Linked DNA regions of Mus musculus: region 2 is linked to region 1. The links are chromatin contacts, found by Hi-C or POLR2A ChIA-PET in ENCODE. All regions are on one chromosome and are shown on one strand. The core of a region is the stretch at or near the end of the contact, and the rest is flanking DNA. Distances in the headings are between cores, read along the strand shown.

Region 1 (7,619 bases), core at 3,581-6,080:
ACCAGTATATAGCCTTTCTATAGTTACTTAAATTTGGAACAATTCATTCATTACAACACCCCAAAGTACAAAATCGCTGTTACCAGCAATATGAAAGGTGTCAAAGTTTGAGTGTTGCCCAAAATACTTTGTTGGGGGGCGGGGTGTGGAGGGCGGGAAGAGGAGGGACCAAACAGGATTATGCATAGCTCCAAAACACATGTACAGTACATATTACTTTTAAGACTGAGGTCACTATAATACGTATAGAACTTTCACTCATTGCTATCCTAATACTGTGACTCTGGATGAAAAGTATGCCACTTAGCACCATGAGGAACAGCTGAGGGTGCAGGATCCCTGAAGTTAGTCGGGAGGGGTCAAGCATGGCATGTTGCCTGGGACAGACCACATCCTCCGTCTTGCTGAACTCCTCTTTATCCACTAGACAAAGAAACTCACACTTACTTCCTAAGGCCGCGGAGGAGAATGGATAAAAGCGCATAGCACGTGAAAGCGTGTAGTACACCACTGAAATTCCGTTTTCATTTTCCCTTCCTGTCCATAACGTAATGAGACGTCTCCCAGTGGAACCGGACTTTATTGCTTTGTAATTATGATGTGCATGTAACAACGTCCAAGAAACTAGATGGTAAATAACACCGACATGCAAGCCTGAATGCACACTGTCAGTTGGCTATCATCTGGATCCCAAAGGGCGCTTGCACACTATCTATTGCATCCCAGAAATATGACACATTTGCTTTTCTGAATACAGCCAGAATTACCCACCAGCTTTGAAATATCATCACCATGATGCTGCAAGCAGCAGCTGCGTGATTGAAAGTAACTCCCCTCCCCCACTCTCCAGCTGTCCCCAGGAAAACCCTCTCAATGTGTGAAAATGACAGTATTACTACTACCACCACTAATAATAACAAGCTAACAAATGGTTAGATTTGAAATTATTTTTCTGAGGATCATTATTAAATTAACTTTAACCCCCCCACACACACACACAAATCTACTTCACCATATGAATGAAAACCAGATGCTATCATCCAACAAAAATCACTGTGGGTTGTATACATAAGTATCCTTCTTTTGTAGACTTTGTTCCTCTTCCTCAGTCACTTAAGAGACTGAACAAAAGTTGAAATCCTAAATAGCTTTAACAGTGGTACAGCTGCCACAGTGTCAGGGATTGTTAACAAGCTGTAGGGTTCGTTGTTGTTTTTCTGCACAGAATCCCGTTTCTATAAAATATGGGACAAACTGAAGACTGTATGTGTTTGGGAGCCTTATGTTTGGTTTTTAATCATCACCCAGGACTCTGTATGAGAACCCAGACATATGCTTAGCCCAGAGACAAAGCCAGCAACTCTGCAGGGCAGGGGATCCCCAGTATCTAGACTCCTACCATCACAGTTTTAGGTACAGCTCATGCTCCGAGCTCTGCCTCTGACAGTTAATCATACACAGGTCCTCAGAACCCCACTTCTCTGGACACATTCTGGACCAGGAACCTGTGTACTCCAATGTCACTGATCTTAAAGCCTCCCAGCTCTTGAACCTTCTGGGTAAATTTCTGCTTAACAAGCTCCAAGTTAAAACAAAATAAGTCAACAAAGAAACAAACAAAACCCTGAGAATCACTGCTTGGATGCAATAATGGCAACATTAAAGAACAGCAGTTAATGGTTTTTCACAATAAATTTAATGTATATGTACATAAGTATATAACTTTTAATGTTTGGTTCCCTACCCTCATATAATATACTACAAAGTAAACAAAAGTATGGTCTGCTATGAATGCCTTTATGCATATGCCATTCATACACTCACAGTTAAATGTAGAAGCATGAAAAAAAAAGTAAGAACTTTGACATTTTTAAAAAGTTGAACACACTTGTGTTCTATTGTAAAGCATATGTATTGAAAAAATTACTTCAGGGTTAATAACATTTTTATGCATTTATTTACAGAAGTATCTTCTATAACATAACAGCATCACATGACACAGCTGACTGTATCAAATGAAATTGGCCATAGGACAATCAAAGATAGTTTGAAGTTAATTATCTCTAATTTGGAAACTATAAAAACAACGTCTAGAAATCACTGATTATGAGAGAACTAGTGTTCTTCTGGCACGCTGAGCTGTAATTTTCTCCAGTGTTTGCTTTTTCCTCACAGATTAGGAAAGCTTTGGTTCAGCATCTCCATCGCTTAAAAAGCAGTGAACACGTCATAAAACAACCTAGTACATAAAAGATGGAAATTAGCCGGGCGTGGGGGAGCATGCCTTTAATCCCAGCACTTGAGAGGCAGGGACAGCCAAGGCTACTCAGAGAAACCCTGTCTCGAAAAAGAACCAAAAAAAGAAAAAAAACAAAACAAAAAACAACAACAACAAAAGATGGAAATTAACAGGGCAGTCAGAATTAAATGTTAAACATTATATCTTCCCCTTTCAAAAAGAGACATTACCTAACATATAATGTAGTAGTAACAGTTAACACAGCATCTCATTTAACTTAGGTAGCTTCTACTTTACAGGAGAAATTAAAACTGGAAGGAAGCTAATCTGTCTATGGGGCATAATCAATACACAGAGGGAGGAATTCAAGCAGGGCTTGCCTGACCCAGAACCACAGCTATCTATCTATCTTACACAGAAAATAATAAAACATTAGGAGTCTCTGAAAAACAATCGCTTCATGATGGGACAGTATCACTTTGGTGGTAAGGTTAACTATTATGGATAGAAACAGGTATCACAAGTGATATATTTACATGACAATTTATTGCCCATAATATTCTGGAGTCTCAGCATGGCCTTGGCACCAGTGCTCTTTAGTCAAAGCTATGTGTTACACAGGCCACCACTAGTCACTGACCCTTTTTAACACTGTAATGAGCCTAGACTCAAGAACAGTAGCTTCAGACCCCAAATGATTATTTCTTCCTCTAGGTGAACCGTTGGAGAAAGGAATAGTTCTTAGAAAATGTTCCATGTAGTAATTTGGAGAAATAAAATAAAAATCATCCCGTTGGGAGCCTGTCCACTTAACTGTGACCGTCCCCAATGGACATGAGCCCTTCTTTGCTAAGATGGAGCCATACCATATATAGGGACAAAAGCTAAGGACAGAAACAGCTTTTGGTGGCGGGGTGCTAGCCACCACTGTATGCTTCTTTGTAACTCTGGTCTGGCCTTTACCAAACTACAGGACAAACTTAGGTATAACTAAGTTGAAGAAACAAGAAGGGCAAAGACCTTTAAACCACCTTGGCACAATTTCTAATAGTTCATTTTCTAAAATACCACAATGTAAATAAAATTAGTGGCATAACGGACTGCTGTAACTTTCTCGCTTGATGTGGCTGTTTGCATAGGGTCTCATGATGTAGCTCTGACTGGACTCCAAACTTAGGATATCTCTTGCCTCAGCCTCCTGAGCATTGCTGTTACAGGTGTGAGACATCCATAACTATCCTGTATCTAAATTTTTACTATTCATAAGTAGTTGGGATAAAAGTCTTTGCAGCAGTCATAAAATCATGCACTCCAACTGCTCTCTAACCCTACACCTCGTCCTTCCTCCACGACCTGTGCGCTTTCTTCATGCAGGTCTAGTAACTTCTCTTGGAGTGTTTTGTATGGGTTATTGCTACCCACTTGTTTTCACATGTCAACACTTAGTACTATGAAGTCACAGTTAAATGATTCGGTCAAGATTCCAGATCTAGAAAATACCTCACCTTACTCTAACCTCATTATGTATAAAATTCCATAACGAGTGAGTACTTTTTACGCTGTTATTCGTCGAACTCAGTACCCGGAAGTGCTAGAATGGACCGAAAGGCTTGCTCAAAGGGGTATGACACTAAAATCTGTACTGCCAACAATTCCCTCAGAAGATGCTGTTGATGGAGAGCAAACCCAGGACCAAGGCAGGAGCACTTGCTCTCCTGGAATGTACCAGAACACTAGAAGATCCGAAGCAGAATCAGTAATAGAAGCAGGAAGAAGGTAAATGAGGTTAGGACGTTGGGATGAAAAGTAGAGGGGGAAAAAAAAAAAAAAACAAAAAACCTGGCACCATGCCCCCCCCCCCAAAGAAAACCTGGTGTCATGAAGCTACTGAAAGGGACTTTTATAAATGAGTCTGACAACTGAATCTTAACCGTGCAATAATTAGATATTACAGTTGTTATTGTTGTTGTTGTTGTTTTAAATAATGCCTGTTTTGGAAAAACGGAAAGGCATGTGTGAAAAGAGAAGAGGTGAAGTCCCTCGGGTGTATGTCTGTCCTCTATTCTGTGGTACAGACAGCCTTACAGAGGTTAGGATGGGTCTGTGTGTTTGAGACAGAAGTGGCCGCCCCCCCAACCACCTGCCACTGCAAGCTCTGTGCAAGCTGATGCAACTTCGCCTCAAACTTCCTGAAGTCGGAGGAACCTCGCAAAAGCCTATCCGGGCAGCCTAGATCTCCATGAGCCAGGGAAGCGGTACCGGTGCGACTGCCCCTGCGACCCCATCCCGGCCGGCCGGAGGGGAGAAGAAGACCCGGACCCGGCGGGCCGGCTCCTCCGCCCGGTCCCTAAGCAGCACTTCCGCCCAGCGGACCCTGGCTGGCCCCATAGCAGCGCTTCCGCCCGGCCCGCAGCGGCCCGGATCTCAGCCCCGGCCCCGCCATCCGTGGTCCCGGGAAGCCGCAACACACGCCGCACAAAAGCGATGCCATACACTCAGCTGAAGAGACGCGGAAACTCACTCTCTCTAAGACCCGCTTGCGTCCTCACGTACTCCCGCGCTCGTGCGTCACTACGTCTGGACGCCGAATCCGGAGACTCAACTTCCGGCACGGACGCCGATTCCGCAGGCTCCACTTCCGGCGGCCTAGGGAAAGGAGCGGCAGTCTGCGCATGCTCCGTGCTTCGTACTGCCTTTTCGGCTTCCTCTAGCTAATGCGTAGCGCTCATCCTATTCAACCCTTAGCAACAAGGGTGTCGGTGTGCTTTTACAGCCATAACTAACTAATAATCACTTACCACGCGCACAGCGCATGAGTCGCCTATGGCCAGCTCCCTCAAGGCCAAAGTTTCTTCCCGGTGCAGTGTAGTCTACCAAGTGGACGGTGGAGACAGTAGCTGTTCCCAATGGGCCTCAGGAGAGCTGCTTATCCCAGAAAGTAGGCCGGCGAAACAGGGCCACGGTGTACATTTCATTCCCCAAGCACAAACACGAGGCCACACTGCTTAGCCTGTTTACTGCTTTAAGGGCTCGTGAGAAAAGGTTTTTGTGACTTAGGTCGTTTGATGCAATTTTCTCCTTCTAACGTGGAACCAGTTTCATGGGCAGCTTCTTCTAAAGGCAATGCTGCATTTGTGTCCTACAAGAAAACGATGTTTGGTGTAATTATTTTTCTAGTAATTAGAGGAGAGCTCCACCTTTTCAAGGCATGAATTGGGTGCAGGTATATTTACCAAAAGGCTTAGTAGCCACGTCTAGTTAGCATATTAAAAACTTCCCAGTCCCCCAAAAGTTAATCTTCTATTGTATAACAGAAGAAATTCTCCTAAAAAATTTTCCCTTGTAGTTGGAATTTGAATGAAAATTTCCCACACTATTAGGAGATATAGATGAGAATTTCAAGTGACAAAATTCTTAGCAAATTCAAGAATGAATTCTTATAATTTAACCCCTTTCAGGTATAAAAAAAAGTGGGGGGGTATGTAAGTCCAAGACTGACATTGCGAAACTGCATTCCTGGAAATGGAACCCAAGTGAGTAGGGGGAACTAAATTGCATGTAGAAATATATCTCCTTAGGAAGAAAACATGAATGCAATTTCTCAAAAGGAGAGGTCTCTATTTGTTCTTCCCACCAATTCTATGCATCCATTCCATTAATATACTCTTGCTTTATATTCTCTGTCAGTCTACCCCTTTCTATACTTACACTGTTTTTGTTATTATCTTGTTTTTAAGTGCAGAAGTGACTTTAAAAGAGCCGCAAATCAAGTCTCAAATCAGTAATCTCAAAAAAAATGCAATTGTAAATAGACAGGGCTTAGGAATGTTCTTGGGGAGCAGGCTGTGATGGTGAACACTAATGACCCCACAGTTTGAAGGTAGAGACAGGAAGATTGGGAGTTCAAGGACAGCCTCAGCTATATAACTTCAAGACCAGCTTAGTCTATATGACATCCTGAATCATAAAAAGTAAAGAAAAAAAACATTTTAATCCTATTTTAAATATGAGTAAAATGTTTCATTGGCATATAAGAGGACAGAGAAAAACCATTTTTTTAATGACCTCACCAGACATAGGGGCAAACACCTGTAATCTCTCCACTTGGAAAATAGATGCAAGAATATCAGGAGTTCCCATTATCTGGGTAATAATTTCCTAGCCTAAACTTTAATAGAGGGACAGTCAGAATTCTTACATGTAAACAAAGCTTAAAATTACTAAAGACTCAAAGCCAGACTAAGTCCTCTAACGTTTTTGTAGAAAAGCAAGTCATTGTTACATTACCTTGTAAAAATTATAATTTTTAAGTTCTCAAAAGTATTTTACTTGTCAGCTAAGATATTATTATGCATATTCCATTTAGTATATGAAATATATTTATGGTGTGCAGTTTTAAATTGTATCTAACCCTTGAGGGACAAGCAACAATTCTTAGCCATTTGACTCAAATTAATGTTCATAAAATATGGTGCCTGTGTTGAAACTGGGGGTTTGGTTACCTCCTTTGAACATTTCATAACTGGGTGGAAACTAGCAGAAAGGCAGATAGACATTCCCACCTTCCAGAATCCACCCTGAAGGAGAAAAGATGCCAGACAACAACACAGTGTACCAAAAAACTGGATTATCCTGTAAAGGAGGAGTTTGTTGTTATCTCTCACAGCTTCTAATGAATCAAATATATTACACTCAAACTGTTTCAAAAGATGGGTTACGTTGATTAGAGATTGTCTATCATCCTTCTTATGGAACAGCTTTCAAATTAGATGATTCGGCTATGAGAACTATAACAGGGCAAAATTGGGCCAAGTGTCGTGATAAGATTATCAACACTTAATAGTAGACTACACACACACACACACACACACACACACACACCCGCACTAACCCTAAGAGACTTATAATGGCCATAGAAAATAGATGTTACAAAACTAAAAGGTTCGTAGTGAGGAAAAAAAGATTTCACTGTGATAAGATAGCCAAAACATTAAGAAGAGACAAGAACTGTAAATGTCTACATATCCAACAATATAACTCTAAGGTCATGAAGATAAAATTGGTAGCATTGGGAATTTAGGGTGTATCCAAATGTTAGAGTGCCTGCCTAGCAGGAACAAGGTTCCAGAGCTGCGCAGCGGGGTATGTCAGAGGAAATGAATTAAGAAGCACACAGCAAAAGTCTGATATTTAAATACTCTTAACAATGGGTAGGAAATTAGACTGAAAACCATTAAGTATATAGAAACTTCAAAAAAAAAATACTACCAAAATAGTAAGTGCAGACCACTCTACTTAATAACAGCAGAATTTATAGCTAATTTAAGATATCTGTTCTCCAGGATAGCCCCATATGGTGCATCATAAAACAAACGTGAAT
Region 2 (7,619 bases), core at 3,641-6,140, 42 kb before region 1:
AAATGTGTCACGGGGGGTTGGGGGGGGATGTGTGACAGGAGGCTTCAGAAACATAAACCAGGCCCAGTGTCTATCTGTCTTCTCTCTCTCTTCCTGCTGCTTGCCTGTACAGATGTGGACTCTCCTCCTCCAGCAGCATGTCTACCTGCATTATGCCATGTTTCCCACCATGAGAATAATGGACTAAACCCCTGAACCTATAAACCAGGCTTAATTCAATATTTTCCTTTATAAGAGTTGCTCTGGTCATGGTATCTCCTCACAGCAACAAAACACTAAGGCAACATACATATACAAAATTGTCATAATAAATCTTGTGTAGTACATTAACAACAACAACAACTCCTAAAATGGGAGCCCTGCAAAGGTAGAAGAGCCTTTCCAAGATCACGGACGATGCCTGGAAACTCCCTAGCTGCAGATGCCACCTGCCAATGCCAGGTGACAGGATTGATTCCTTAAACTGGGCCAATAAGAAATTATTCATTTACTCAAATATTTATCGACTGCCTACCATATAAACAAGATAAAACAGTCACTGTCTCCTGAAGCTTATAATCTACTGGGGCAGATAAAAAGATAAATGGAAAGGTACAAAGACAGACACAGAAACCATAAGTGGCAAGTGTAAGGAAACAGTTTACTTTCCACGGAGGGGCGTGGGGTGCTTCTTCAAGTGTCATTTAAAGTGACATTGTAGGATTTAGAGCTGGCACTCTCAGAGGTAGTATACTGGATAGTTTTTTTTTTTTTTTTTTTTTTTTTTGAAAATGCCTCCAAAAGATTGGGCTTCAGGCAAGCCTGTAGGGCATTTTTTAAATTAGAGATTGATGGGGGGGGGGGGTCCAACCCACTGAGGGTGGTGACATCCCTGGGCTGGTTGTCCTGGGTTCCATAGGAAAGCAGGCAAGCTGTGAGGACCAAGCTGGTAATCTCCACCATGGCTTCTGTGTCAGCTCCTGCCTCCACGCTCCTGTCCAGTGGAAGCTCCTGCCTTGGCTTCCCTCAATAGACTCTGACTCATTTTATATTAAAACTATGCCCAGAAAGCTCTCTGTGTTATATAAGAAGCACCATTAAGGTTTTGGCTCAAATAATCATAAGCAGGTTTTTCACCTGTACAAGTCTCTCAACAGAACGTAAGTGTAGGGGGAATGATGGTGCGCATGCATGCACACTTATGGGACCATTCTTGCAGGGGCTGTCCTACAAGCTGTGAGATAGATAGTACCTTTGGCCCCATTACAACAAACATCAGTGGCTCCCCTACTAATCATTATGACAACTCAAAACAGCCCTGTACATTTCCAAAACCACTGTTCCGATGGAAAACACTGGCTTACCACCTGGAATATGCTTATTAAATGTTTCTTTTAATTCATGACCTTTAATCATGAGACCTCAAAAATGTTTCTTTCAAAGCATTTCTCATGTGAGTGTACTGTGCCCACATTCCTAGAATTCTTGGTAACGCTACAACATATTGAACTGATATAGAGAAAAACGTCCCCCATCACTGAATCACACATGGGAATGAGAATGTCTGAAAGAGGCTATGATCACTTCCACACCGTGCTCTGGTAGTGTAAACTTGGCTTGGCATGAAGAAACGTTCTCCCATCTGCTCTCACTACAGACAGAAACACTTCTGGAGCCCACATGACTGAGACTTTTCCCCATCACCTCCAGAAAGTAAATGCAAAATGAAAAAATGAGTAGGATTGTTTACAGCCTGATCTCCGCGTGTGCTACTGTGATGAAGCCAACAGATGATGCTCTCATGAGCTCAGCCCTTTGAAGGGATTTTCAGAATGAGCAATGACTGGTCCTTTGGTACCTGTGTTTGCTGCAGCTGCAGGAAGAAGCTGACATCCATGAATGGGAGTTCAAGATGATGGGGCGACAGAGACAGATTCAGCAATGGGGCGGTGGCAATGATTTCTGCATTCCCACAATACACATGGTAAGATGTGTGGGTAAGCAGTCCTTCCCAGGTCCACGTCTTGATCTGCTGGTTTTCAATTCTAGCGGCATGTGTGACTCTCATGAGGAGGATTCTAGAAGTTACTTGGACCTTGGTGGTGTTTTGTTTGTACTTTTGGTGTTGTTTTTACCACCCCCCCAGGTGATTCCAATGTATTAAAGATTGTTATCTTAACCCCAAATTCTAATTCCACTGGATAGGCATCAGCTGATATATTAGGCCAGTTAAGAAAATATTTTAAGAGTAGCCAAGATTCTACACTTCATAAATTACTGAATAGAAATGACATCTGTTTCTTTTCCTGCTAAGTTGGTTTATTGAATGTATTGTCTTGTTACATGAGTAGATATAACTTGGCAAATGCCTGTAAGGAAACATGAGCTTACTTCAAAAGATTTACAAGTTCTTTGGACTTAGAAGAATCTAATAAGAGGCTAGAGAAATGGCTCTGTGGTTAAGAGAATTTTTGTTTTTACAGAGGTTTAGCAGGTTCAGTTTAGAGCACTTAGACAACGGCTTACAAGCAGCTGTAACTCTAGTTTCGGGTATTCAACGTTCTCTTCTGGTCTCGAGGCACTGCAAACATGTGGTGCACATAAAATACTCAGGCAAACATGCAGAGCAGATGGAAGGGTTTATCAGGGCTAATGGCCAGGAACATTCATTCATAGAGTGAGGGGGGTCAGGAATAAGGGGCCATGTAAAATAAAAATAAATACCTGGAACCCTGTTGGGCACCACTGGCAAGTTTAACTATACAGAGACGATAGTCATCCTCTTGTTTTACCAAGTTCATGGGGTTTCCTTGAATTGTGGCCAAAAGAATCCTGGCCAGGATGAGAAAGATGGCATAGGCAACAAAGAACCGTTGAGCCTCACAAAGGATTCTGCTGCAGCGCAGTGCGTTCAGTTCCTATGCGGGCTAAGACTCCTGGGAGACTTAGAAAGAGGTGGTACCTCGCGGAAACAATAATCAAGGCATTACTGCTGCTGCGTTCATCCCACAGTGTGCCCTCTTTGGTGAGATGCAGTGCAAAGGCTCATGCGTGGGGTATAGTAAGGGTCGTTCTGCACGAATGGGGAGAACACATGTAAAGGAGTCCGCTGAAACAGTGGATGCAGAGGTCAGAGCACAGCTCCTCACTTTAGAACCCCACTTCTAAGTATGGTCTCTTTTCAAGAGCTCTTTAACAGCCACATGCAGAATGTTGTTAGCTGATAATTTCCAAAGGATCCCACAACTGATATGCTACCAGAAAACCTTTGTACGCTCTGACTGGCCTGGGCTTCACCATCAGGCATTCCACCAGCACCCATAAAATGACAGCACACAGACGCTAACGTGGCAGCGGGGCATTTTCTGGGTCACCTCTCAATAAGCTGCAGTCTGAAGACAATCACCGTCCCACTTTACAGATAAGCAACTAAATTTGGAATGTTTCTGAGCCCAGCGCCCCTGGCAGTGAGAAGCAAAAACTGGGTGTGGCGCTCAGTTCAGGGACCTAGAAAGGTGAAAACTGACTAGTAAATCCATGCCTGGAGGCTAAGGAAATGCCCTTCGCAGCCTTGGATGGATTTGCAGGTTCCTGGGAAACTTTAATTTGGATTCATAGTTTGCACAGAGGAACAAGAAAGCAACCACAGTGATGACAATCAGCCACAAAACCGTTCATGTAGCTCAAGCCTAACGATATCATACACAGGTTTGAACCAGAAAACACTTCCAAAACATAATCTATGCTGCTGATCTGCAGTGTTCAGCGAAGCATTTCAAAAACAAAAACAAAAACCAAAAACAATGCAGGACTTCTTCAACTCCTCTTTGATAGGGTGTCTTCAATCACTATCACTATTTTCTATACCTGTTTCTGCCTTTTCTCTGTTAGGTCTTAGCCTAACCTTAGAAACAATTACATAAAAACAACAACAACAACAACAACAACAACAAAAACCTAAGAAATCCAGATCAAAAGGGTGCTGGGGCCAGTCATTAAAATGAGCTCTGAGAATGCCCTTGAGCTATGTGTAGCCAGTAAGGAAGAAACCCCCCCAACCTCCCCCCCCCCCCATTCACCAGCCCAGCATCTCCCACTGGGTGGCAGTAGCTTAGGGTCCATGTGACAAAGAGGTGGAGCACTGTGGAGTGTCACTGCACAGTGTGTGCTAAATAGTCCATGATCAGTGAGCTCCAAGCACCTGATGGCTCTCATATGCAGTGTACTCTCAGAGACAGCAGGGTAGAATTTATAGATTTGGGTGTGTTTCTCACAGTTAGTTTCTTAGGGCAAACCCTTAAAGTTAACTGTAGGTACCAATGCTTCAGGTTTTCAGCACCGTGTTTGAAGACCAGTGCATTCCGCTTCACTCTACCGACCAAATTTCTCTGTGGGTTTCAGTCACTTCCCAAGCCCGAGAAACACACATGAAATATTCCATTATGAAAGCCACTTAACTCCTCAGAGATATGCAGATCAGAGAGAGGTCCAGTCACTCCCATTCTTATCCCCAGAAAACACCCACGCCAGTCACAAGCAGGAAGCTCCAGAGAAAAAAACCGCTTGGCCTTCAGAAAATCATAGTGCTTTGCTACGCTCTGCCAGGAGGGATGTGCGGTATTAAACTTTCCACCTAAGAGTTTTCACAGGAGGAAAAAAAAAAAAAAGGCTTTCTTTGTCACACCTTAAAAAAAGAAATGGGACAGGAAGAGCAAGAGAAGGGTGACTAATGATCCAATGATACATGTGGCTAGAACTCCCCGTGACTCTTGAGCGCCGCTTTCCCACTGCTGTTCAGCGCTTGAACACAGGAGCGACTTTGATTAGCTCCTTTCCAGTGGAGTTCTGCCACTAAGGGAGAGCTGGCGAGCACCGAGCAATCTATTGCTCACTCCCAAGTCCACTATCTCCCGTGTCTACTCGGTCGGCACTTCTGAAGCAGCAGCGCTCAGGGGAAGCAGAGGAGAGGCTGCCACCACAGCAGAGCCATCCTGTCAGACAAAGCAGGCAGGACCTGCTGTCAGGAAGCTAGCTAGCACTCTGTACTGTTCAGTATCTGTTGGGATAACTGCACCACAATTCTTTAATGGGAAAGCGCGAGCAGCAACAACAAAAGTCCATTCACACTGGTTACTGGAACCTGATGGATGGAAGGCAGAGTCCATTTTTAATTCATGGCACCTTCCTGTTTATGTAATACAAAAGAGGACTCCAAGTTTTTAAAGTCATTTTCAGCTGCCTGCATAGTGCTGAATTATTTAAAACTCATTTCACACACACACACACACACACACACCTCTGACAGTTTTTAAAATACTGTTTGACAAGAGCATTTCAGCATCTATAAAAGTGTGTGCTGCGAGAGCAGGTTCTGGGCACACTGTCTTTCATTAGCAAGTCCGAGTTATTTTTACCCGTGGTGGATCACACCTCACAATGCTGCTTTAGAGAAATGAGGAAAAGGAAGCCCCTGCCCAGAGTTCAAGTCCCTCAGTATCTATTTATACCACCTTCTAAGTGAGAGTAACTGGTTCATCAAAGTCCAGAAGGTAGGTAGCCTGGGCAACCCTCCCTGGAAGGGTACAGAGCCATGAACTCCCAACCGACACCAGGACTGAGTGTTCTCTAAGACCTCACTGAATAAAACCCAAAACTCTGAAGAAACCTAGGGATCTGGTTGAAAACAACAATTTCACCACATCAGGGAAACGCCAGGGTCTCGAAAAATTATATTCTAGCCTTTGAATCATGAAAACTCGGGCTTTTTCTTTACAAGAAAGAAAAAAAAAAAGAGGTTTGAGTAATAGGTATCTAAGTGTTTTTAAACAGTGTGAGATGTCTTAAAGCAGCAAACCGTATTCTCCCACAAAAATACAGCCCTAAGATGACCAGTCTCCTCCCTGTCTAGAGTGACAGCTTGGCCTTCAAAACTATTTACTGAAGTTTTCTTTCTACTTTCTTTTTAAAAGACTTTTTGTTTTACTGTTTTGCTTGCATCTCTGAGTATGTACTATGTGCATGTCTGATGCCTGTGCAGGTTAGAAGGCCAGACTGGATCCCCTGCAACTGGTGTTACAGATGGTTGTAAGCCACCATGTGGGTTCTAGAAACTGAACTTGAGTCCTTGGGAAGGGCAACAAGTGCTTTTAACACTGGACCACCTCTGCAGGCCTCACCCACCTTATTTTCTTGATAAAAGTCTGCCACAGGTTTGTCCACTTGATTAATCTCTTTCTCTCTCTCTTTCTTTTCTCCTTCCTTCCTTTCCTTCCTTCCTTCCTTCCTTCCTTCCTTCCTTCCTTCCTTCCTTCCTTCCTTCCTTCCTTCTTTTTTTAAGATAAGGTTTCTCTGTGTAGGTCTGGCTGTCCTAGAACTCACAAGCCCTGCCTGCTTCTGCCTCCTGAATAATGGGATTAAAGGTATACACCACCACTGCCTGGCAATGAATCTTTTCAAAACTGTAATTCTTCGTTTATCAATTCCATCATATTTGGCGCCTGTTTTATTAATTTTGTCTTTCCCTGCATTTGACCAGTTGTAGTCTTCTGTAGCTGTCTCTGTCTGCTGCAAAGGGAAGCTCCTTTGATGTGTGATCAGGGCTACACTCACCTGTGGGTGTAAGGATAAGTTTGGAATGCAGTCAGCGGTTACGCTGGTCTAATAAAGTGGTGGTACTACGTTCTCCTCTAAGATCCATGACCCTGGTAGCTGGCTAAATTTCTAGTACTAGGAATGATGTTCCTCTTGCTGAGTAGTTAAATATAATTGTACAGTTGTTAGTGCCACTGTTGTACCTCTACTGATAGCAGGCCATGCTGGTCACTGTCATGGTTCATAGGTGTCATGGTTGTGTAGGACTCCTGGTTGTTTTCCTTCCATGGTAGTTTGCATAGAACTTTCTGGGATTATCTAGACCTCAGGGAAGAGACTTTCAGGTCAGATCTAGCTCAAAATCTTCCCTGTGTCTAAAGTGTGTGGTGTCTTTAACAATAGGGGCTACACTTAAACCAAGGGCAATTGTGATAGCCTATATTGCCTTGAAAGTCTCTTGGAGGATTCTCACTAGTTGATTACACAAAACCAAATGATCAATCTTGAAATCAAATACACACAAGTAACACTAAATAAACTCAGCAGGTGATATTTATTACACATATTTGTATATAAGAATAACAAAGTAAAGAGGCCATGAATTTTAGTGGGAGGGAGCAGATCTGGAAGGAACTGGAGGGAAGAGACACTGGGAGAGGTTGGAAAAAGGATATTTTAACTACATATGTGAAAACTTAAAAAAAAAAAGCTTTTCTTATAATCAGTCCTATCTCCTCTCATTTCTTATGTTTTTCCCCCTGTTTGAGCTTCTTATAGGTTTAGTTACTTTCACAATTTTCCAGCTATAGAAGAAAATGTGCTTATGTACTGTCGTGGCCACAGGTTTAAATACAATGGTTTTTCACTAGCCGTCTGTAATGCCTAATTTCTCCTAACCAGAAACCTAAATTCCCAAGTGATTCAGGGTTCCTACTATTCTGTGTGTTTACATTGAGCATGATCAAGTCACTGTGGTCACCCTGTGAGCAGAGAACATGGTCTACTGCATCCTGCATTTGGTACAGGACTGAGGCAGCCTCTGAAGGTCC

The links. Hi-C counts contacts between places; a loop is a spot of excess contacts on that map. ChIA-PET counts read pairs that join two places held with the same protein, here RNA polymerase II (POLR2A).
Region 2: POLR2A ChIA-PET joins it to region 1 with 10 read pairs in embryonic stem cell. The contact joins the enhancer-like site here to the promoter of Rhbdd1 in region 1. A Hi-C loop is called at or near these places in 2 of 37 maps with a recorded cell type or tissue (adrenal gland and left cerebral cortex). POLR2A ChIA-PET finds 5 or more read pairs at or near these places in 2 of 5 experiments (Patski and embryonic stem cell).

What each region holds. Positions count from the first base shown.
Region 1 is chr1:82,313,790-82,321,408 of GRCm38, reverse strand. It overlaps Rhbdd1 (rhomboid domain containing 1), which reads right to left and starts at 4,830. Exons shown (of 7, transcript NM_029777.3): 1 at 4,761-4,830.
Region 2 is chr1:82,356,349-82,363,967 of GRCm38, reverse strand. All of the region lies in intron 3 of Rhbdd1 (rhomboid domain containing 1), which reads right to left. It overlaps Gm46095 (a long non-coding RNA gene), which reads left to right. Exons shown (of 2, transcript XR_003947899.1): 2 at 1-2,267. Among named protein-coding and RNA genes, the nearest start is that of Gm46095, 12 kb to the left of the region's middle. Within about 2 kb of position 4,890, at least 2 of the 3 ENCODE cell types and tissues checked have a DNase peak (open chromatin) inside an H3K27ac peak, as active enhancers do.